Linked DNA regions of Homo sapiens: region 2 is linked to region 1. A link is a loop called in an ENCODE intact Hi-C map of the cell type or tissue named here. Cell type or tissue: heart left ventricle. All regions are shown on one strand. Links, peaks and the distances in the headings refer to the core of each region. The heading gives the core; the rest is flanking DNA.

Region 1 (8,000 bases), core at 1-8,000:
CACTACTAGAGTAGAGCCTGAGGAAGCAAATATCTGGTTTTGCAGACTCCAAAGTAGGATGTAGCAAAGGAAATTGGACTTGCAGTGGCTTTAGGTTGACCGTCCAATGGTGTCTGTCACAAGTATACCCACTCTCTCTTTTACTGGAAGGGCTTGAGGCCAACGCATTTGGAAACTGAGCAAGGGCCACATTTTTTGTTAAGAGGTCTGTCCTCCAGAGAAAAGCCACTACAGAGCTCTCCAAAAATGCTGGCATTCCCCTCACCAGTGGATTCCTCAGCGCTGAGGTGAATATGTTTCTTCTGGGGCATTTTAGAGAACATAGCATTGAGGTAGATAAGTAGGTAACACTTGATACATCTATTAGAGCATTTTCTTAAATTCTTGAATTCTCCCTCCACATAGCAAGGTATCCCTGGCATCTCACTTTCATAAATATAACTTAGCATAGACCTAAAAAGCTCAGACTCTGGAACCAGGTATCTGATTTGAATCCCAGCTGTACCACTTACAAGCTGCATGTGGAAAGTTGTTTAACCTATATATGCCTCAGTTTTCCCTTTTATAAATGAGGATGATACTACCTGTCTCATAGGTTTATTATTATGATTAGATAATTTGATGTATGACAGCACTTTGAAAAGTGCTTGGCACTTAGTAGGGGTTACGTGTATGCCAACTAGCATTATTGTTTACACCAGTCCTCATAAGTCTAGATTTCAGCAGCCAACAAAGCAGATGATTAATACTACTCCCAACTGCCCAAGTGAACACATTGAGTCTAGAACTTTGCTAATGCCTCCATATCAATACATTCAGCCTCATCTAAGGCTATGTTCTTCCTTCCTTGGTCTAGCATTCTCAGAATTTCTCTCCACATGTATTCCCCAGATTTTTGCTTTTATAAATTAGCAGAATCTCACACCTCCTGTGATGGGTAAGTCTTTTCCTTCAGAGTTTGCCTTTCCAATTGGCCTTTTGAGGTGTGCTGGGCTTTCTAGTGAGAGAAAATGAGGAGTATTTGGCACAGGGCATAAAGTTTCAAGGCAACACCCTCAAGCCAGGTCATTAGAGGATCTCAGTCAAAGCAACAAGAACCTCATGACTGCCTTTATTTGGCAAAGGAAGCCAACATAAGGCCTGAGGGGTGTGGAGTACATCAAATTAAGTCATCTAAATTGTCCTATGTAACTCCATGCAATCCTCAGGGTCCTAATGAGTTCTAATCAATGCTTTTGGTTTCAAATAAGAGAGTGGTTAGGCTATGAATGCAAGTGACTTTGTAATTCAGCAATCCAAACGATTAATAGTTGAGTTTTTTTTTCACTTATTTTGGCCTCCACCTGCTAAAAATCAAAAGGTTTTCTGCTTGTCTGTTTCAGAAGTCATAGAAAAGCCCTGGTTTATAGGTACCTTGAGCTGAGAATGTAAGAGTTTCAGCTCATAATTCTCTTTTTTAAAGCTGTTCAGGCTGGGTGCAGTGGCTCATGCCTGTAATCCCAGCACTTTGGGAGGCCAAGGCGGGTGGATCACGAGGTCGGGAGATGGAGACTATCCTGGCTAACATGGTGAAACTCTGTCTCTATTAAAAATACAAAAAATTAGCCAGGCATGGTGGCATGCACCTGTAGTCCCAGCTACTCAGGAGGCTGAGGCAGGAGAATTGCTTGAACCCAGGAGGCAGAGGTTGCAGTGAGCCGAGAGCACGTCACTGCACTCCAACCTGGGTGACAGAGCAAGACTGTCTCAAAAAAAAAAAAAAAGCTATTCAGCTCCATAAAAAACAACCACCTTACTCTCACAGTCTTATTGTGAGAGTCTTTTTCCTAAGTGTTTTTTTGTTGTTGTTTGTTTTTTTTTTTTTTGAGACAGAGTCTTGTTCTGGAATGCAGTGGCCTGATCTCGGCTCACTGCAAGCTCCGCCTCCCAGGTTCATGCCATTCTCCTGTCTCAGCCTCCCAAATAGCTGGGACTACAGGCGCCTGCCACCATGCCCGGCTAATGTTTTGTATTTTTAGTAGAGATGGGGTTTCACCATGTTAGCCAGGATGTTCTCAATTTCCTGACCTTGTGATCCGCCCGCCTCGGCCTCCCAAAGTGCTGGGATTACAGGTGTGAGTCACCGCACCCAGCCTATTCCTAAGTCTTATTGCTCAGTTGTCACTTGGTTACCCAAAAGTTTGATTTCAATGGGTACTTCATTGTAGATGTATACAGTTGATAACAAACTTTTGCCACTGTATACCACAGGCTGCCTGCATCAAAGACCTTTAAAGAAGCCAAGTTTTCAACCCTCAACCTTAATCAGACTAGATAACCTATCCCTGATTTCATCTATTTCCCTTAGGGTCTACGCCTGTTAATTCAAATGTCTGTATCAGTCAGGCTACTTAACCACAAGCAACAGAAAGTTACTGTGACTAATTAAGGAAGATCACTTGAGCCCAGGGGTTCAAGACCAGCCTAGGCAAAATAGAGAGACCCCCATCTCTGTAAAATAATTAAAAAGTTAGCTGGGTATGATGGCCTGCACCTGTAGTCCCAGCTACTTGGGAGGCTGAGGTGGGAGGATCACTTGAGCCTAGAAGGTCGAGGCTGCCAGTGAGCTGTGATCATGCCACTGCACTCCAGCCTGGGCAAAAGAGTGAGAATCTGTCTCAAAAAAAGAGGAAAGAAGAAAGAAGAAGAAGACGGAGGCCAGAGGAATGCACGTAGAAAGAACTCCTAAAATCTGGCAAGGTGAAGATGCTGTCACCTGGATCACTATCTGCCAGGCATCACAGCTTACATCATCCACATTATGGCATCAGCCACTGGGCACTACCACTAGCAATGCTGCCCTAAAAATTTGGTCAGCACCTTTACCATCAGAGGTTTTACCTTGTACCAAGATTACATAGTGGATAATTCCTCAAGCCATTAGAGCTCAGGTCCAGGGCAGAAAAACAATTTCATTTGTTTATTTCACAGACACCAGTTCCAAGACTGAACCACATGGGTCTCAGCTTTATAAGGTTTACATACATAATTGTTATTTTGTTGCTATAATTTTCATGCAATTTGAATAGGTCAAGAAACCTGGTCTATGTAGGGTACCTTAAATATCCCCTTTAATATTTACTGTATTATTCACAGTACTTTCTGCATGGATCTTCCTTTCTTCCTGGTTATCTGGGGTGAGAAGCATGGTGTAATAGAAAGGTTCTGGGCTTTGGAGTCAGGCAAACTTTGGATTCAATCCTGGCTGTGATCCTTATCAACAGTGCCTATCTGTAAGTATATTACTTACCTTTACTAAGTCTTGGCTTCTTTTTCTATGAAATACGTATAGTAAAATCTACTCCATGAATTGTTAAAATGTAATTCACATACAGCTTAGTAAGAGATGCTGAGAAACAATATATAGTTGGCCCTCTGTAAGCATGGATTTGGAGGATCCTAAATCCTCAGATTCAATCAATCACAGATCGAAATCCGCAGATATGGAGGGCTGACTATACTTGATTATATGTAAAAAGCTGTGTTTACTATGCTTATAATTGAGCAATTATTTAAAGTACTATATATGTGACAGACAAATGAAAAGAAATGAAGCAATACAGTTAGAGTAGACTTAGCAATACCAACAAACACTGTTGCATTGTTGTGAAATAGTCCTAAATATCTTTCTTTTTCTAACCTGACACCCATTGTTTGCAAGTGGTGAAAATGCTAAAAATGAATCTCTGTTCACCAGGAATGCACGACCTTGGCCATCAGCTGCCAGGGCTTTCACTATTGAAATCCTGCTATGTTATTTTCTTCCTAAGCTTGTAATGAACGGTCTCTTGAGAGGATGTGATGAAATATACAGCTGCATCCTAATAAGCATCCTTATGTCCATAAACAGTATCCTTTAGCAATTAATAATAAAAATTGTAATCTTAACTGTGGGGAAAACAACTTAGATAGTATTACTTTTTCTTAAACGCATGGCAAGTATATGATTTATATAAATAAATAGACTATGTAATACAAATATGGAAAATGTATATTTGTGTATACAAACGAATTTACTTAATTTCTCTATATACACATATACTTTTTATAAAAAATATCCTGAAACAAAAACCATCTGTAATATCCTCTATAGCAGTGGGTTCATAAAGTTGAAATGATTGATGCCTTTCAGAAATCTCTAGGCAACCAGGTGGTATCATTATTAACCACCCGTGGGAACTTGACTTCAAATCCAATCTATTATGATTAGAATCTACATGATCTGTATCCAGTACAGCAAGTCCCGGCCACCAGATGTCACCATTCTTCTATTTCCCTCCTGGTGCTTGGGGAGAGCTAAAGATACTATTTTCTCTCAAGGGACTGAGGGAAATACGTGCCTCAGAACATTACTGGGATTTCACCAAAAGGTCTTTTCTTAGTCATCCTGGCCTTGCAGATTTCCCTGTGGTTTTTGAGTATCTTGACTCGACAGTTTCTAACAGCTGAGGAGCCAAGTGGCTGATAATTTGGGGCTTATCTGGTCAGGAAGTGCTAGAGCCATTTCCTCCAGCTAAACTTGAAGACAGGATTGACATAAGGTGCCCAAAGCCCAGAGCTTGCTCAGTGCAGGAGAGGCTATGGATATGCCCTATTAAAAGGTCCTGGGGTCAGGAGACCTCAACCAGCTATGAGCTCACTTACAAAATGAAGGAAAGGGACTGAATCATTCCTAGGGTCTAAAAATTCCATGATCCTCGTTTGTAAATGCCTCTGGTGGGGAGGGTGCGTAGTAGGGTGGGGGCGAGCTAAGTCCAAGAAATAAGACCCCAGAGAGGACAACGAAGTAGGGGTGAAGTCCTGCAGGGCAGATGAGGGGAAACTGAACATGAATCCTTATGAGGTCTGGATGTAGTGACTGGTTATGGGGTCTGGAAATTGCTGGGGTTATGGTCTTGTGGATTCTACCACTAGCTCAATAGCCCACTCTTCCTCCATTCCAGATACTACTTAACAAGAAACTATAATGCTTATCGATGTAAATGTATGGCATTCTCTCTCCTGGGGCTTGGTTGGATTTAATCTCTCATGTCAGTCAATGTTCTTTGTGGTGCCTTCAGGGCACGGGATGTGTTTTATTTGTGAATTTACAACAGTGCAGTTTTCAGCTAGCTCGTCCAGAGTGTTCCTAAAATCCGGGAGTGGGAGCAGGGCAGAGAAGAAAGAATGGATTTCATTTATAAGTGCCACATATCCCTAAGTATTTCACATATATTTCATATCATCTTCACAATAACCTCATGAAGCAGCATTTGTTATGCTCATAAAGATGAATTCAAATGGTTAAGTGGCTTGCCCAAGGTCACAAAAACCAAATGGCAGTATACCTACTGCTTTGTGTAATGCGTTCTACGAAAGAGGAAACTGAGCCTCAGGGCGTTTTGTTAAAGTTGCCTGCACCTCTAAGATGGTTGAGACCACAGTCTCCCCATCAGTGGGCTTCGCTGCTGGAAGGCCCCTTGTCCTTTGGGGCTTGGACTGCACCACTCCGGAGGATGCATCGTCATATCAATATTTGCACACTGCCCCTGACCTTGTTAGGATATTATTTATGGCCGCGATCAGAAGGTCCCGCTCGCTCCTTTCTCTCCCCTTGGGCTGCGGAACAGAGTGGCTGGGAGAAGTCCTCCTAGACAGGGTTGAGAGTTTGCCGACGGCCCCTGAGAAGCTGGGGCGTTCCGAATTGGCTGAGCGCGCGGCCGGGGGCGGGGAGTTTGCCAAACGTCCCCGGCCGGAATTTCTGCCTTCTAGAGCCGCGAGCCCAGAAGCGGGGAGAAGTTGGTGAGGTTGGCTAGGGGAAGGTTGCCAGAAATTGAGGACGGACTCCCGCCCTGGTCGACTGAGCTCCCACAGGAGCGCCTCTGCTGCGTCTCGGGGCTGAGTGTGGACGCGCCGCGCGCGGCCCCGCCAGGGCTGGTAGTTTGCAGACCGTCCCTGCCGCGGCCCGCTCGGCGGCGGCCCTGCGGCTCCCGCGGCGGCGGCCCCGGGCGCGATCCAGCCCAGGTAGCCGCGCCGCAGGCTCGGGGCGTCGCGACCTCGCGCCTCGGGCCGCGTGGGCACGGCGGCCGGCGGGTGCTCCCGGCTGCTGCTGCTGCCCAACAAGGAGGTAAGAGCTGCCGGATCCGGGTGATCGCGTCGGAGGGAGCTCGTCATCCCCGCGGGGTGATGCGCGCAGAGGGGACCGCGGGGGGCACGGGGAACCAGGCGCGGGCGAGGAGAGCCCGCACCGGGGTCGGCGCGGTCGGGGGCTTCCTTCCGTCGCTCCTCTGCCGCCTGCGTGGGTGCCCCGGCCCCGGCCGCTCTGCAGGACGCCGGAGTGGAGCCGGGAGACGCGCCTTGAGAAGCCCACCTGCCCCGGGCAGCCCCTCCCAGGGGAGGCTGAACCCCCCCCGCCCCGTGACGAGGGGGCTTGTTGGCATTCCTAGGGACAGTCCAAAGGAAGCTCTGGTTGCGCGGGCTGGAGGCGAGCGGCGGGGGATGGCAGATGGGCGCTCGGACCGCGGAGGAGCCCGGTGGGGGTCACGCCGCAGGCGTGGGCCGGGCCGGGCCGGGGTCCTCGGGACCCAGGCGCACTGGGCGGGCTCGGCCAGGGGCCAGTGGGGAGGAAGGAAGAAGGAGGGAGGCTGGCCCCGAGCCCCTAGGGAGGAGGGATGCGGCGGGCTGGCGCTCCGGGCCAGAGGATCCAGGAGGCCCGGGGGCGCCCCGGCTGTTAGGGGACGGCCCGCGGGTCCGTGATCCCGCCGGCGCGCTCAGCCCTGCTGCCGGGTCTGGGAGGCTGCAGGGAGCGCAGAGCCCACACCCGCGCACACACTCCCCGAGAGCATGCTCAGTGCGGCCCTGGGAACTTCCTGCCGAGTCGTGAGCCGCCCCGGCCCACTCCCGGCCCTCAGCTCGCAAAGTTGGGGGCGGCGGGGCTAGGGAGACGTGGGCGCCGCTCTCGCCTGTGGCTCTTTCGCGCCCCTGGCCCCTGCCTCGCCTCAGTTGAGCTACGCGCACTGCTCTCCCCGGCTGCCCTCACAGCCGGGATTGGGGGCGTGGGTGTTAGCCCCTGCTCCCCGTGGCGGGGTGGCCAGAGGCCTGGAGCGCGGCTCTCAGCCTGGTGGACCCGCGCGCGGTGCGCCCGCTTGGTGCCCGGACCTGGCGCGGCGAGCAGGCAGGGTGCAAGGGGGTGTGTGAGCCCAGGGACGCTCGCGCATACACTTGCTGTCACACACAAAGCCGCGGTTTTGTAGCCGCCGCGCGGAAGAGCCGAAGAGGGAAGGGGGTGGCGCTTGCATTGTCCAGAGGCGTTTGGAGCGCAGAGGGGGTGCTTGGCTCCTCAGGGCTGCGGGAACCGGGCGATGTGGATGGATTTGGTATAGGGCCCGGCCCTCCTGGGACCGACTGCCAGGCCTGGCCCCGGGCGGCCGCCGCTATCTGCACCTGGCTCTGGCGGCCCAGTTAGGGAAGATGAGTACTTCTGGGTCTGTGACGTTGGGAAGGGGCAAACTCAGTTGTGTGTGGGGTTCGGGTGGATGGCAACATCGCACTTGTAAACATACCCAGACCAAAGTGTTAGAGGTATCTCATTCTAAGGAGATGCGAGTGGGAAGCTGGGTCGTTGAACTGACCCCCACCCCCAGTTTATTGTCAGGACCTGATCAACTTGGTTTTTACTCCAAGAGACTCCCCAGCGTTAATCTCTGTGTCATGCACATCCTAAGCCTTACGGCTGCATCAGAACTCCCTTGTCTGTACCGAGAAAATCACTGAACAGTTTTTCATGAAGGGCAAAGCATCTGAGATTTGTGGTGAATGAATTTTCACCCTCCTCCCCCCGTCCTCACTGCTTTCCTATAAATTATTTTTGTTGCTATTGTTCAGGGCTGAGATGGGCATCCTCAGATTTATCTGGCAGTAAAGATTAGAGCAAAGCTCTCCTGTCTTTTTTTTTTTAAAGATGGAGTTTTGCTCTTGTTGCC
Region 2 (15,196 bases), core at 1-8,000, 150 kb after region 1:
ATCTCGGCTCGCCGCAATCTCCGCCTCCCAGGTTCAAGCGATTCTCCTGCCTCAGCCTCCTTAGTAGCTGGGATTACAGGCATGTGCCACCATGCCCAGTTAATTTTGTATTTTTAGTAGAGACGGGGTTTCTCCATGTTGGTCAGGCTGGTCTCAAACTCCCGACCTCAGGTGATCGGTCCCCCTCGGCCTCCCAAAGTGCTGGGATTACAGGCATGAGCCACCGCACCCGGCCAGCCATTAAGTATTTTTGATGACTGTATACTTTTCGTTTTTTATCCATCCACTTAACAAATATTTATTGAACTCCTGATATTAATAGCTAGTGGCTGTAAACAGAGATGACAAGCAGACTTGGTCTCTGCCCTCCCTAAGTTTACAGTCTAGTGATTTATTCTATCTTATGAATGGCTGACATAATGTAATTTAATCTTTTTATTTTGTGTTTGGGTAATTTCCAGTTCTTATCTGTAATAACGCTATTTTATAAATAACACTGCTTTGAATGTCCTTGTACATAATAAATGGACTGTATTTGGGTCATTACTGTAACTCTATTATCTTTCTGTGGAAAGATCACTCTAAAATTAATTTAAAAATATATAATTGATGAAACTTGACATTCCTGACAGTCAATGGAAATAAGAGGTTGAGGTTAATTCTTTTTTCAATAGCACCTTCCTTTCTCATTAACGCCCTGTCTTTGCCAGTTTCTCCAGAGCAGCAAGTGAAGCTGCTCTGTGGCTCTGTTGTTCATGCTCTGCCTCTCGGGCAGCCATGGTGAAAGGGATTTGATTCATGAGCAGGCACAGATGTAAATAATTTTTGGCATTTCAGATGTAAGACCTTGCTCATTGCGTAGTTGGTTCTGTGCCATAGTATCATGGCGGCCGTACCTTCACAGTAGATCTCAACCTTGGCTGTGCCCTAATCCTTGACGGACTCTGCAGATCCGGATTTAGTGTGTTGAAGATGCAACCTGGTAACTGACTGCACAAAGTGAGTCTGATGCACAGCAGGGCTAAGAACCACTGCTTTAGAAGCATGTTCCAGGAAAAATGGGGTGGTGGACAGCATAGCTCCCAAGCATGGCCATTTTTGATAATTCCTCAAATACGGATTGATTTTGATGATCTGGGAAATGAAGGTTTACCACCCAGTCTCACAGCATTAGCTGATAGATCTATAAACCTTATTCCACCAGCAGGGCCCTCCTTTTTACTGAGATCCCATCTCCTTGAATTCCAGAGATGGAGAAAAGTGTGACTTGCAGTTATAGCTCCTTGGCTGTCTGCTCAAGGATGTGTCTGTCAGGCCCTTCCAATCACTTCTTACCCATCAATACCATGGCTTCCTGGAAATGAAAACTTAACAGAAGCTGTCAAATAACCTGTTCCAATGCAGTTTAATCGACCTTACCATTTATCAAAGAATGCTGGCATGATAGAAACCAAAGCCTGCTTTCCCCAGAGAGACATTTTAAATGTTTTTCAACTACTTTGATCTCGTCTTCATCATGTACAGTAAGTTTTAGGAATGCAGAATTGCAGTAGTAATGTTGGGATTAAATTTTTATTGCAAAGGCTTTGAAGCACAAACAAAATTTTAAAAGCTCATTAGTAATTGAAAATGATAATCTTGTTGAGGACGCATTTTATGGCTATAATAACTATAAGACGCAATGAAATATTAAAATATACTAGAATTTGGAGTAATATTTTTCTATTTTTATTAAACTATAGAAATTATTTGTACAGTTGTATTGAACAAAAGGGTTACCATTAGGATTAAAACACAAATGGTCTGGGCGCGGTGGCTCATGCCTGTAATCCGAGCATTTTGGGAGGCTGAGGCTGGTGGATCACAAGGTCAGGAGTTTGAGACCAGCCTGACCAAGATGGTGAAACCCCATCTCTACTAAAAATACAAAAATTAGCTGGGTGTGGTGGCACCTGTAATCCCAGCTACTCAGGAGGCTGAGGCAGGAGAACTGCTTGAACCCAGGAGGCAGATGCAGTGAGCTGAAATCGTGCCACTGCACTCCAGCCTTGGCCACAGAGCAAGACTCCATCTCAAAAAAAAAAAAAAAAAGATTAAAACACAAAAATACTGTTATTTCTTTATTTTATTTTATTTTTGTTTATTTGAGATGGAGTATTGCTCTGGCTCTGTTACCCAGGCTGGAGTGCAGCGGTGCAATCTTGGCTCACTGCAACCTCCACCTCCCAGGTTCAAGCGATTCTCCTGCCTCAGCTTTCCGAGTAGTTGGGACTACAGGCACACGCCACCATGCCCAGCTATTTTTTGTATTTTTTGGAGAGACGGAGTTTCACCATGTTGGTCAGGCCGGTCTCTAACTCCTGACCTCAGGTGATCCGCCTGCCTCGGCCTCCCAAAGTGCTAGGATTACAGGCGTGAGCCGCCGCGCCAGCCTGTTATTTCTTTAAAGTTGTGATAAAACTGTTAACAGTTTTTGGAGGTTTAACAGTAAAATACAAAGGTGCAAAATAATTTCATTGCCCGGAAAGGTATAATTTATTGAGCCTTATTTGTGAGAGTACTATAGTTTGTTTCACTCATTCATTTGTTCACTTACGTAACACATGCTTAATGTGCCTAGCACTGTATAATGATACAGATATGGGCTTGGCGTCATCTCTGTCATTGTGTTTTTTATTAACAACATCCTTAATCTTGGGTTGGCTGCTTTGAAATGGTGACTCAGGTAGCTGCTTGAGTTGAAAATGAACTTTTTTCTTTCATATTGGGAGAGAAAACATGCCTACCTAGGTAAAGTGCTTAGAGAATTCAAGGTTTTTAGTAGGCTTATATTCCGTCTTCATTTTAAGGGAGAAGATAAAGAAAGAGTCTTAATTTTAAAAAAATCTTGGATCACTTGATGTATCTGGTAGTCTCCAGTGTCAGCTGGTGGATGTTTAGTGATACTGGGTCGGGTGGACAGAGTTACCACAGGACAGGGACATGAGTGAGTCTTAAGAGTGATTGGTATATGTTGTTACACAAACACATGGCAAAATCCCAGAGGTTATTCCCTAACAAGTAGATTCAGGGGGAGCAAGTCAGAGATGCTTGCTGGTGGACAGGTCCATTGTAGTTCTTAAGAGGTGGTGAAGCATGGTGGGTAAGAGCCATCAGCCCTGGAACCAGACTGGGTTTGAGTCCTGGATCTGTAATCACCTCTGCTAAGTTATTTAGCCTCTCTGTGCTGTGATTTATTCATTTGTTAAGAGGGGCATAGGGATGATCACATGCTCCTCAGACTGTCTTGGTAGGATTAAATGAATTAGTTCATGTAAAGTGCTCAGCACACTGCCTGGCATATAGAAAGTTCAATAAGTGGAGGAGGTTATATTGGGGTGGCCGTGGTGATGGTGATCCCTCCTCCTCATTATGAATCCCCTTTTACACTCCATGTCACACAGTCACAGAAGGTCAATCTTTGGCAGATGGGGTCAACAAGAGATAGTAGGTCAGTTGTATTTACTGGTCACTGTAATTTGAGAATTGAGGGAGAATATCTTCTTAATTGTAAGTATGACAACTTCATATCCTACCTAGAGTATACTCCACTAATAACTATCACCAATAACAATGGATTGAGGGACTGTGTCCAGTAGTCTGATGAGAGCCCATCAGCATTGGCTCATGTTCTGTTAGCTCCCCCATAGGGAGGAAGGCAGACTTCTCTCACTGCAACTTTCTGTTGTATTTGTAGCAGTCCCTCCAGTGAATGGAAGTCACACATGATGCAGGTTCATTCAGTAGGCATTTCCTATCCTGTAACCTCTCTATCACAGTTCTCTCTCCATGTCTCCACAGAGGGGCAGTGGGGAATACAGAGGGGTTGAGAGAATGCACCTAATTCAGCGGTTGTCAAATCAGGGCAGTTTTGTCCCTCCAAAGGATATTTAGCAGTGTCTGGAGACGTTTTTGATTGCCACACCTGGATAATTGCTGTTGTCATTCAGGGAGTAGAGACCAGGGATGCTGCTAAGCATCTTACAATGCAAGGACAGTCACCACGACAAAGAATTACCCGGCCCAAAGTGTCAGTAGTGCCGAGGTTGAGAAATCCTGAGTTAAGTCACACTAGAGGGCCAGGGCTTCTGTGCTTGGCCAACTACAATTACCGGTGATAGTTAAATGCTATTCTAGATTGTATTCGGATTCTAGCTGGCTGATGACACAGGCTCTAGGCAAAGAGGCTGAAATGGGGGAGATTGATCTTTTATATCTGAAGAGTATTTCTTTATACTGAACATTGCCACTTCTCACTGGCACGACTGCCCCCTTCTGTGTGACTGGCCTCTGGCACTCTTCAGAACTCTGGAGAGCCAGTTGATGCATTAGACTTAGTGACAGAACAGGTGACTGACTCCCGCTGTCTGTGCCAACTAATGATGTGCCTGTGACAAACTGAGTCATGCTGACCGTGGGACTGCAGACCGCAGAGGAGAGTGCTCTCATGACCCCTTGGATAAAGCAGTGAAGCTTTGCATCACCTGAGGAGAGAGTTCTTTGGGAAGGATGAGAACATTTTCCAGTGAAAGGTTTTATTTTACTTATATATTTAACAGGCAGTTATGCAGTGCTTATTATGTGCCAGCCAGTATTCAAAACACCTTATAAATATTAACTCTTTAACTCCTCTTGACAACCTCAAAGCTGAAGTGTTGTTCATGTCCCTCTTTTACAGGTAAGGAAACAGGAATGCCAGAGGTAGGACTCAAACCTAGGAACTCTGGCTCCAAAGTCAGGCCCTTAACCACTGTGTTATGGATGAAAGACTCTGAACTTCACCCTTGGTTTCTTTTTTCTACCCAGGTTCTTGACTTCTGATTGGTCCCATTGAGATGTCAGGGAATTAAGCAGTCCTGAGGCAAGCCCTCATTTTATCAGCTCATTATTTAATATCTGTGAACCTCAGTTTTCTTATCTGTAAAACGGAGTCACATCTACCTCATGGGGAGGATGTGAAGATAAAACAGTTGTCCATTTTGCATTGCTGTAAAAAATACCTGAGCCTGGGTAATTTATAAAGAAAAGAGGTTTATTTGGCTCAAGATTCTGCAGCTGTACAAGAAGCACAGCACCAGCATCTGCTTCTGGTTCATGAGGCATAATGGAACAGGCTGGTGCACCTTTGTTGAGATTCGCTGGCTGTGATCTGTGCTGTTTATGTGAGCATGTGTGTTTATTTCATGGCCAGATTACCGCATCTGCTCAGGGACAAGTTTGCTCTGTTTTTAGGAGAATGGAAGATGGCACCTTCCCGTTTGTCTTAACTCAGGGCTTTTCTCAGTCCTGCTACCCACACTGTGCACTTTTCCCCTGGCCCACTCCCAATTCAGAAATGGGTCTGGATTCTATTTCTGTGGATGGTTATGCAGTCACCCATCTGCTTTTCTGACACATACAAGTCAGTATATCTTTCTGTGATTATGAATTTTTAGAGGAGAGAGTCTAAGCTTATCTTTTCTTTTTTCTTTGAATATCTTGTCTACAAATAGTAAATGCATCCATAGGGGTGAAGAAGGAGTTCCTGTAATTTTTCCAGAGGGAAGTGCAGTACTCTTTAATGTGTAGTCAGATGTGTGAGAAAGGGAACCAACTCTTAAATGTAAGAACGATGAGAGTATATCCCCAGCATCTAGAATAATATCTGGCACATAGTAGTAGCTTAATAAATATTTGTGAGCAAATGAATGAGACTAATCTTTATTTTAAATATTTCCTAAATCTGATTATAGTCAACTCTGGGTTACCTAGCAGACCTGAAAATCTGGAGCTGTAGCTTTTATGAAGTGTTAGTGTATGTAACTAACAGAATTAAACACTTTTTAAAAAACTGGGACATGCTAGAGTATGCAACACGAAAAATAACAAACTTGATCCAGAGGCTACTTTGGGATCTTGCTGCACCCTTGGGGTGTCAAGCTTTGTGTGAGAAACTATGGTGCTGTAAGGAGGAGGAATTCAGTGTAGTGCTATAGCAGGATGCTAAATAACAAGGAGTTTTCTCTCTTGACCAAGTAGCTGGAAATAGTTATACCATGTTACTTATTGCCAGACTTGCATTCCACGACAGACTGATGTATTTAGTAGGATCTGGGCCAGTTGAAGACGGCCCTTGTCATCTTTCAGATGTGGTTTGACAGATCTTTTGTATCACTTCAGAAACATTTGAGAAGTTTTGTTCTCCACGATAAAGAGAGAGCAAGCCAGACAGATATGTAGAGGCCATAGAATTTTAAAATTGTCTGCACTTTCTTTTACAGATCTGAAGAAAACCCTTGCTGTGTTATTAGATAACATTTTGCAGCGCATTGGCAAGTTGGAGTCGAAGGTGGACAATCTTGTTGTCAATGGCACCGGAACAAACTCAACCAACTCCACTACAGCTGTTCCCAGCTTGGTTGCACTTGAGAAAATTAATGTGGCAGGTAAAAATAGCAATTCTCTGCCCTGATATGGAGTCACACCCTGCTTTGGACCAAGAAGAGAATAAAGGAGAGCAGTGGTTCTTACTGGAACCTGCATAATATAAATTCTATAAACTTGGCATGGCCATTGTAAAGATAAGTCTAAATTTATTTTTTAATAGCAGATGTTAAAATGCTTTTTATAGTTTTATCATGATGCATAATATTTGGTGGTTTGTGTGACACATTTGCTCTTAATGAGCTCCTGGAATTCACTTGTAAAGAGAAGATTCATGGCATAGATTAAATGAAATACAGAGGTTATTTGAGAAGCTTGTGCCTTTTAGAGTTCTTCCTCCTCCGTACTCCCATCAGACAATTTTGAAAGTCTGTTACGTATAATAGGTTCTCTCCTCCCTGTTGTTAAAAAAGAGCCACCATTGCCGAAAATGCCTCCTATGTATATATGGAGAAATAGAAATTCTGGAAATGGCTTTTAGGAGATAACCCCTGCCTAGTCGTAGGCAGATTCTGTAGCCACTCATGTACACCACCATGCGGTTCCCACTGGGAGGCATTTTGTTTGGCTCCTTCTGGAAACTGGAATATTGGATGAGACAAGGAAAATTGACTAAAAACAACACCCAGATTATACGCTGCATGTTGTTGCCTGCAGCTCACATTAGAACCCCCCCATCCCCGCAACTCCCCCACCATCACACTGCTCTGAGGTCAGCCCCTGGGTCTTTGTGCTTGAACCAGGACTGCTCTTGTTAGGGTGACCACGATTTTCTGGGGACCCAGGACAAAGTGAAGAGCCTGAGGATTAGGATTCAGTGCTTTGGGTGAATGGTTGTGAACAAGCTGTCTATACTTTTGGTGGGTGGTAGCCAAACTCTGGTTAATAGATAAAGTAAGTAACTAGGTTACTTTTGACATCAGTTCCTGCTTTAAAAAAAAATCTTGTTTCATATACTTTTAAGCTTATTTTCCTTTCCCTTTTGCTTGTAAAAATTCACACACTTAAGTGGGAGAGATTCTTTACCTTTCCCACCTCCCAGCGTCAAAACATTTAATTGTTTTACATTATGCAAGGTGGTTGTTATTACCTTTTTTAATGTTCTTTGCCCTTTAGCAAATTTTAAATTGCAAAATATATTTCTAATAATTCAAAGTATTCAACCAAACAAAGGTATTAAAAATAACTTTTAATTACAACACAGAGGCAGTGTCATCTAGGCCGTAAATCCTGTCTTCCTTGCAGTTTCCAACAGCTTCTGTAATTAGACAAGAGAACCTCCCACTGTGTTTAGCTGCTTTTTAATAACTGGAACCATGCCTCTTCAGTCTCCACTTGCCACCCCTGTACCCTGTAGAAAATGCTACTGGAAAGGCCCTATGTGGTTTCATCACTGTTCTGTGTCATATTTCTGGAGGTGGGATGGAGTGTTCTGCCTTTAACTTTGCTGTTCTCCACTGCCTCTGAAGTCCTGTGGCTTGTGAGCCTCTATAAACACATCTGCTGTCATTCTTTCCCCCATCGTGGCATCTTGCTGCCTCTGGCTGTCCTGTTTGTTGCAAGGCTCACAAGGACTTTGCTACCTGGGCTTTAAGCCACAGAGCACAGGGTCGTGGGTACACCTCTAAGAAGGAAATGGGAAGGACTTGGTGACTACTTTCAAACGAAGTCTGGAAATATACCAGCCGTATGTATTGAGCTAGTGTACCGCTTAACAAGCATCATGTTCTCTAAGCCAATGGCTCTGAGCGGGACTCCTTTAAATGTGCCACTGGTGCTGTGTTTTTAATAATATTTAAAGAACCAGAGTGTTGTGTTTTGTTTTTTTTTTCCTTTTTGGGCAATGGGAGCAAATTTAGAGTTACACATTTAATGATTAACCTCATTTGCATGTCTTTGCATCTCTCGGGTATGTGTGGGACACAGTCCATACCATCATAATTTTTACTGGCTAATTAGGAAAAGAATACACATGCATAAAATGACACAAACCATGGTTGCTGTAAAGTGGGGGTGACTCAGAAAAAAATTGGGAGGCAGGGAAGGAGAGGAAACTAACATTTAGTAGCTGTCCAGTAAATACAAGTTCCTCTGCCTGACCCTCCAATGTACATGATTTTACTTAATCTTCTTAGCATCTCTGAGAAGGGTTTTCACAGGTTTTGTTGAGTTTAAGTACTTGGGAGTGGGTGACTGTTGGTACTGGAGTCCCCTGAGCTCAGCTTCAGATCTGCTAGTGCTATGTAGAGAAGAGATTCTGAGTGTTAACTCCATCTCTCCTTCCATTTGTAAATTATCATAAAGGCATGTGTCTGTAAAAAGATGCTACCATTTTCTTACCTAGAAGAGAGCTGCCAGTTTCCTAGATTTAATCATCTGTCTCATTAAGGATTTCTCTGTCTCAGTGTCTGCTCTCAGGCTAATGTTTGTAAAAGCTGGCCCGTGTATGTGTGTGTGTGTCTGTGTGTGTGTGCGCGCGCGCGTGCGCGTGCATGCATGCAGAGGCATCCCTTTCATAGACACTGTCTTGGCCAAAGTGGATATAGATATGCTGGACAGCCTTCTTCATTTCCCCCAGAAGGTGGGGGGGGGTCCTTTATATCTTGTCAGTCAACTACATATTTTTAAAAAACGATTTGCCATGTCTATAGAGTACCAGAAAGAAGGACAAGGACTTAAGTGAACAGTTCTCATTTATGAGCAGCCCTTCCTTGCTTTTCTGCCCTCTCTCTGATCCATAACCATGCTGATGTCTTCAGACCCCTCTGTCAACCCAAGAATGGCTCCTGAGCTGTGAGAGTTCAGTTTTATGGGGTTCCAATCCTCGCCAAGTAAAGTTTTTCTCTCTCCCTTCCTGAATGGAGACATGCGGTAATTGCTCAGAAATGTTCTCCCTGGTGTGTCTTTACAGCTGACTCTGGTGTCTTATTGCTCACTGATGTTTCTGATTGCTTATTGTTGTGTCTTATTGCTTGCTAATATATCTTCTGGTTGGCTATAAACTGTCTCTAAATTGGGTACCATAGCAATTGAAGAAGGATTCCCTAAATTTATTTTCTTTAGGGGGATAGCTCTGTGTGTGTGTGTGTGTGTGTGTCTGTGTGTCTCCTTATTTTTTCTCTCTAGCTGTGTTCTGTGTAGCTTTTATCCAGTATGGCTTATCTTCACAAATTTATCACCGAGGGTTTTTTAATGTGAAAGTAAATTTGCCCCTAGGGAAATTTAGGTGGAAATGAGCTTTATTAAAATCAAGAAATCAGATTGAACTGGATTTTTGAGCTCTGTTTGTCTTGTTGAAGAGAAAGGGGACTCAAAGGAATGAAAAAGCAGATTTTTAAAATCCCCACCCTTCCACCAATCACACAGTAAATTAATTTCTCCATATTCACTTTCTGAAAGGGCTTGAAGGGCCTTCGTCAAAATTCTCTCCTTTTAGAATGATGCTTTGAATTTTAGAAAGACCCATTCTGTCTTTCTCTAGTTTTGTGATCTTAAGTGAGGAAGTGGAGCGAATAGGATTGGATCTGTGGTTCTTTGTCATGTACCTGAAATGGGGAAAAGGTAAAAAGTATACATATCTGATCATGAAAATGCTTGCCTTCTAAGGACTGAATGTCTGATATATCTTTGTTCTGCCCATAGTGTCTTGATTGTAGCCTTACCTGTTGAAGATAATTCAGTAAATATTGCTCACATGGATTGGTTTCTATTGGAGGGAACAGCATTTGGTTTCACCACCTGGAAGAGTTTCTTCTTATAGTTCTTCTTCTCAATTTACATTTGTGGTGATTTGCCTAGAAGTCGGACTTGGTATTTCGTTTCCCTAGTTCTCAGACCTTAGCAGACACCGCCTAAGAAGTGGGACTGCCTTTTTTGTTGGTCAGGACTGAACTTCCCATCAATGGTTATGGGATGTGGAGGCTTCATAGGATGTGATAGTTACAATCCTAGATGTGATAGTTACAATCCTAGATTGTGATACTTTAGAGGACAAGAACATTGTGTAGCTCTCTACGGGGTAGTGTATGTATGTGCATGTGTACACATTTATTTATACTCTCAATAAAGAGTTGTCATTCAAGGTCAGCTGAATAACTGGCCAGTGCTGACTGTTCCTTAAAAGCCAAAACCATAATGATAGCATCCAAGTGGTGTTGTGATGACTTAATAATTGCAAGGTCACTTGGGAAGCAGAACCACAAAATCAAAGGTACAGGTATAACTCAAGCGACAGTTTCCTGGTATTTAATCCAAGTTGAACTTACAGCAACCCTGCATTTTTTCCAAAGTGGGGAGCGATATGCAACACTTTCTAGTATTTGGGGTTGAAGTGCAATGTATTTGAATTTGGAAGCTGTTCTTAAAAACAGCAACCATTATTATTATTCTTACCATTTGAAAGTTGAAAATGAAAAATGTCCCTGCTGAGTTCCAGGGCTTGCATTTGGAAGTGCAATTTCCCCCTCTTTGTGCTGCTAATGGACCTTGAAATTTAGTTGTACCTGTGCTCTTTCCTTGTATGTGTACCCATGTCATCAGTTTGTGTTGAAGTAGCACCTGAAGTGTCCCAGCTCCACCCCTGGGCAGTGGCTCAGCAGATGACTTTCCCAGGGTCAGATACTGGTATGTCAGTGAGATCCCAGATGCTACTGAGAGACGGGAGAGAGATGAGATTGCAGGTGGCTTCCTATTAAGTTGAGCAAGAAGCAAATATGTTCTGTCTATCTACCTGTCACTTTCTGTTTTGTTATTTGCAATGGTAACAATAAATATGTGGACCCTTGTCAGAAGCTATTCTTTTGGTATCTTTACAGAAAAATGCTTGTCTTTGTTGGTATGGTTTTCACTTTGTGTGGTCAAGGATATTTTGTTTTTATTTAGAAGAAGAAAGACAGTTCAGAAGTGATGGTGATCTTTGAGGAAGTGAATTTATAGCAGTGATTAACAGCTGTGGGCGATTTTGCCCCCAGGGGACACATGTCAATGTCAGGACACATTTTGGTTTTCACAAATGAAGAGGTGCTATTTCCTTTTTTTTTTTTTTTTTTTTTTTTTGAGACAGTCTCGCTCTGTTGCTCAGGCCAGAATGCAGTGGCACTATCACAGCTCTTTGCAGCCTCGACCTTCCATGTCCCCACCCCCTGCCGCCTCAGCCTTCTGAGTAGCTGGGACTACAGGCAATGTGCCATCATGCCCGGCAAATTCTTTTTTCTTATTTTTTGTAGAGAATGGGGTCTTGCTATGTTGCCCAGGCTGGTTGGGCTCCTAGGCTCAAACGATCCTCCCACCTCAGCCTCCCAAAGTGCTGGGATTACAAGCATGAGCCACTGTGACTGGCCTATTTATTTCTAATAGATGAGGACAAGAGATGCTGCAAAAAGCATCCTACAATATATAAGACACTGCCCATAATAGAAGTATCCAGCCCCAAATGTCAATTGTGGCAGGTTTGTGAAATTCCGATCTATGAGATACTGTTAGAATCTGGTGCCAGCAGATATTTTCACCTATGGTTAGTGCAGAAAGACGCCTGAGACGCTGAAGTTTCCTGATTGCCAGCTGAGACCTAAAGTTCCTTTCCCTTTTCCTAGCAAGGCTGTTCACAAGCCCCCCCACCCCCGCCGCCCGCCAATCTCCACCTCATTTAGCTTTGCCACTGGTCTTGGAGGCCTCCAAGGAAAGAGATTTTAGAAACTCCCAGAAGACTATTTTAGGATCCTGCCCTTAAGGAACTCCTTTCCTGGCCCACAGTGTGCTTTTGGCAATGTACATTTTACTTCTGCTTCTATAGAAGGTAATTATTTCTTCTCGTGAAAGGACCACTAATTCCGGATAACAATGGTACAAAGTAGTCTTAGAGAATGGGTTTAAATTGCAGAATGTTTTAGAAGAAATTCTTTGTTATTTTAAGCAAAGTATATAATTATCAAGATATGAGAGAGTAAATTAAATAAGTTAAAGAAAACAAGACAGGTCCCCAAAGATCTACTTTACATCAGAAAATACCCTTGACAGCATACTTGGAGCAATATTGAAGAAAATGAGACTAGAGAGTTAATTGGGATTTGTGATGCATTTTCAATGTTAAATGAAGGAGTTTCTATTTTGTTCCCTGGGCCGTGGCAGTTGATGAGAGGTTTAAAGTAGGAGGATGAATAGGTGTGAGGTCTGTATTTCCAGAGAATAATTATGGGCCATGTGGAGTGAAATGCATATGAATGGGTGAGAGAGACTGCATTTAATCTTCAGTTAGGAGGAGAATGCCCTGGGTTAGAGATGTTCCTATGGCCCAGGGAGAAAGAATTTGAGACCCACGTTAGGGTGAAGCTGGTGTTATGGGGACACGGACAGACCGTGGGACAGGGCAAGGGAGAATTTGTCATAATTATTTCCAAGGGTGTAGCTTGAAGGATAGCTGGGTGACTCATTATTGAGGAAACAACCCAGCAGAGAGACAAGGTTCCATGAGGACTGTAGCCACAAGCCATTTGTTTCAGAATATCGGTTTAAAGGCAGTTGAAACTTTGATGCTAGTGTTGAGGGGATGAGGGACAATGAAAGGCAGCATCTGTGGAACCAGACTGGCTCGGTTCAAATACTGGCTCCACCACTTCATAGCAGTGTGACTTTGGGTAAGTTTCTTAGCCTTCCTCTGGCTGAGTTTCCCCATTTGTAAAATGGGGGAAATAATAGTAGTGTCCATTTCACAGTATTGTTAGGAGGTATATTAGTCCATTTTTACAGTGCTATAAAGATACTACCTGAGACTGGGTAATTTATAAAGAAAGGAGGTTTAACTGACTCAGAGTTCCACATGGCTGGGGAGGCATCAGGAAACTTGAATCATAGTGGAAGGGGAAGGAAGGCACGTCTTACATGGCGACAGGAGAGAGCGAGCGAGAGAGCAAGGAAGTGCCACACTTTAAAATCATCTGCTCTCCTGAGAACTCACTACCATGAGAACAGCATGAGGGAAACTGCCCCCATAATCCATTCACCTCCCACCAGCTCCCTCCCCTGACATGGGATTAAAATTTGAGATGAGATTTGGGTAGGGACACAGAGCCAAACCATGTCAGGAGGATTAGGTGAGACCAATAACGTTCTTAGAAACATGCTTGGCATAAAGTCAGTACTGTATGAGCATTTGTTAATTACAGTTTAAAAGTTACATATTTGGAATATTGACATAAAAATGGAACACTGTAGTGACTTCTTATTTGGATATCACCACTAATAGTGAAATTAATATGTGTATAGTGCTTTATAGATTAGAAAATAATTTTGTATATAGTGTTTCACTGGAACACTTTAAATTTGAAGTTCCCAAATTGATCTTTTTGTGCCTCTGTTATCAATATTTAGCTCATCACGAAATTCATGTTTTGTCAATAATCTCTTGGTTGCAAGAGGCCAACCACTTAGCTTATATTAACTTAAACTAAAAGGGAACTTGGGGCTCATGTCATTTGAAAGTTTGTGGGATGCTGTTGAGAGGTTCAGACATGGGAGCCATCTTTAAGAACCTCAGCTGTGTCCTCTCAGGTATTGGATACTGTCAGAAGCCATTTCTTTTGGTATGTTTACCGAAAATTCTTCTCATTGTTGGTATAGTTTTCACTTTGTGTTGTCAAGAGGGTTTTGCTTTTTATCATTAAGAAGAAAATACAGTTCAGAAGTGATGCTGTCCTTCAAGGCTATGTTAATATGTTCTGTCTTTTATTTTGCCTTCATTCTTAGGCCATCTTTGCATGGTGAGGGCAGAGATGGATGGTCCCAAGGAGGCTCTAGGTTTTAGTTTTCAGTCCCAGACGGCTGTGCTGCTTTCCAGGAAGTTTTGGCAACTCTCTAGAGCAGGGTCATGATTGGCTTGGCTTGGCCTCTATGCCTATTCATGATCCAGTCAGAGTGACCAGTATCATGTTCCATCCTGATTGGCTAGGCCTGGGTCACATGGGTCACCCCTGGGAATTCATGGTATAGGAGAGGGTCCCTGAAGAGATTTCAGATGAGCAGATAAAATGCATATGGCTACTAGAGACCCTGGTCATGTCATGGTTTGGCTTTCTGGAGCTATCCTAAACCTGACTCAAGCTTTTCTCTCCCTGAGTGTTTGGAGGGCAAAGCCTCAGGACTGCTAAATTTCTGCCTCCATTTTAAGCACTACTGTGGCCAAATGTGCCTCAGCCCCACTTGGAACGAGCCCAAACCCCTGCCTGCAGTTTATTCATGCTCTTACACACTTAACATGTTTTTGTCCACAGCCTGGCATGCTTCTGTTGTTCTGGCTGACTCTTCTTTACCACTTTTTTCAAGTCTCATTTGAAGCTCTGTCTCCCTAAGACTTGCTTGATGCCCCTCACATCCCAGAGGTTTGTGATGTCCTTGCCTTGTGTTCCTACCATGTGTGTCCTTGGACTTTTCCACTCTTTGCTTGTCTTCACAGCCAGTCTGTAAGCTCCTCAAAGGCATGGGTGGGATCTCATATTTTTCTTTTCAGTTCAGTGCTGAGCTTGGAGTCTGGCAAATCACAGGTTTTTATCAATAAATGTCCAGCTGGGTACATTCCTCCCTCTCCTAAACACAACTCCTGCCGGTCAGGCACTGTGTCCTAGAACCTTTGCCATGACGCTGATGGCCATGCTTTCACTTCTAGATCACCATTTCTGCCACTTATGTGCTTTGACAGGTCCCTGAATCCTTTTGGAATTCCCAGAAGCACCTGGAAAGTTTA

Evidence for each region. Hi-C counts contacts between places; a loop is a spot of excess contacts. Peaks named below come from ENCODE experiments on the same cell type or tissue, not always from the same donor. Only the 100,000 strongest peaks of a DNase experiment are listed, where the experiment ranks them.
Region 2: it touches region 1 in a loop (4-fold over the local background); 14 of 110 quality-filtered maps call a loop at or near these places.

What each region holds. Positions count from the first base shown.
Region 1 is chr2:134,114,147-134,122,146 of GRCh38, forward strand. It overlaps a transcript of MGAT5 not described here. Among named protein-coding and RNA genes, the nearest start is that of MIR3679, 9.0 kb to the right of the region's middle. RefSeq lists silencers at 5,980-6,079, 6,100-6,259, 6,310-6,379, 6,610-6,819, 7,070-7,219. In heart left ventricle, for the core only: CTCF peaks have their summits at 4,289 (motif pointing right) and 4,495; DNase peaks (open chromatin) are centred at 4,295, 5,805, 6,855, 7,255 and 1 weaker place; H3K4me3 peaks cover 3,653 bases; H3K27ac peaks cover 3,469 bases.
Region 2 is chr2:134,264,087-134,279,282 of GRCh38, forward strand. MGAT5 (alpha-1,6-mannosylglycoprotein 6-beta-N-acetylglucosaminyltransferase) reads left to right here. Exons shown (of 16, transcript NM_002410.5): 2 at 6,300-6,464. Among named protein-coding and RNA genes, the nearest start is that of MGAT5, 18 kb to the left of the region's middle. In heart left ventricle, for the core only: a CTCF peak has its summit at 4,318 (motif pointing left); no DNase peak of the experiment used is centred there; H3K27ac peaks cover 1,034 bases.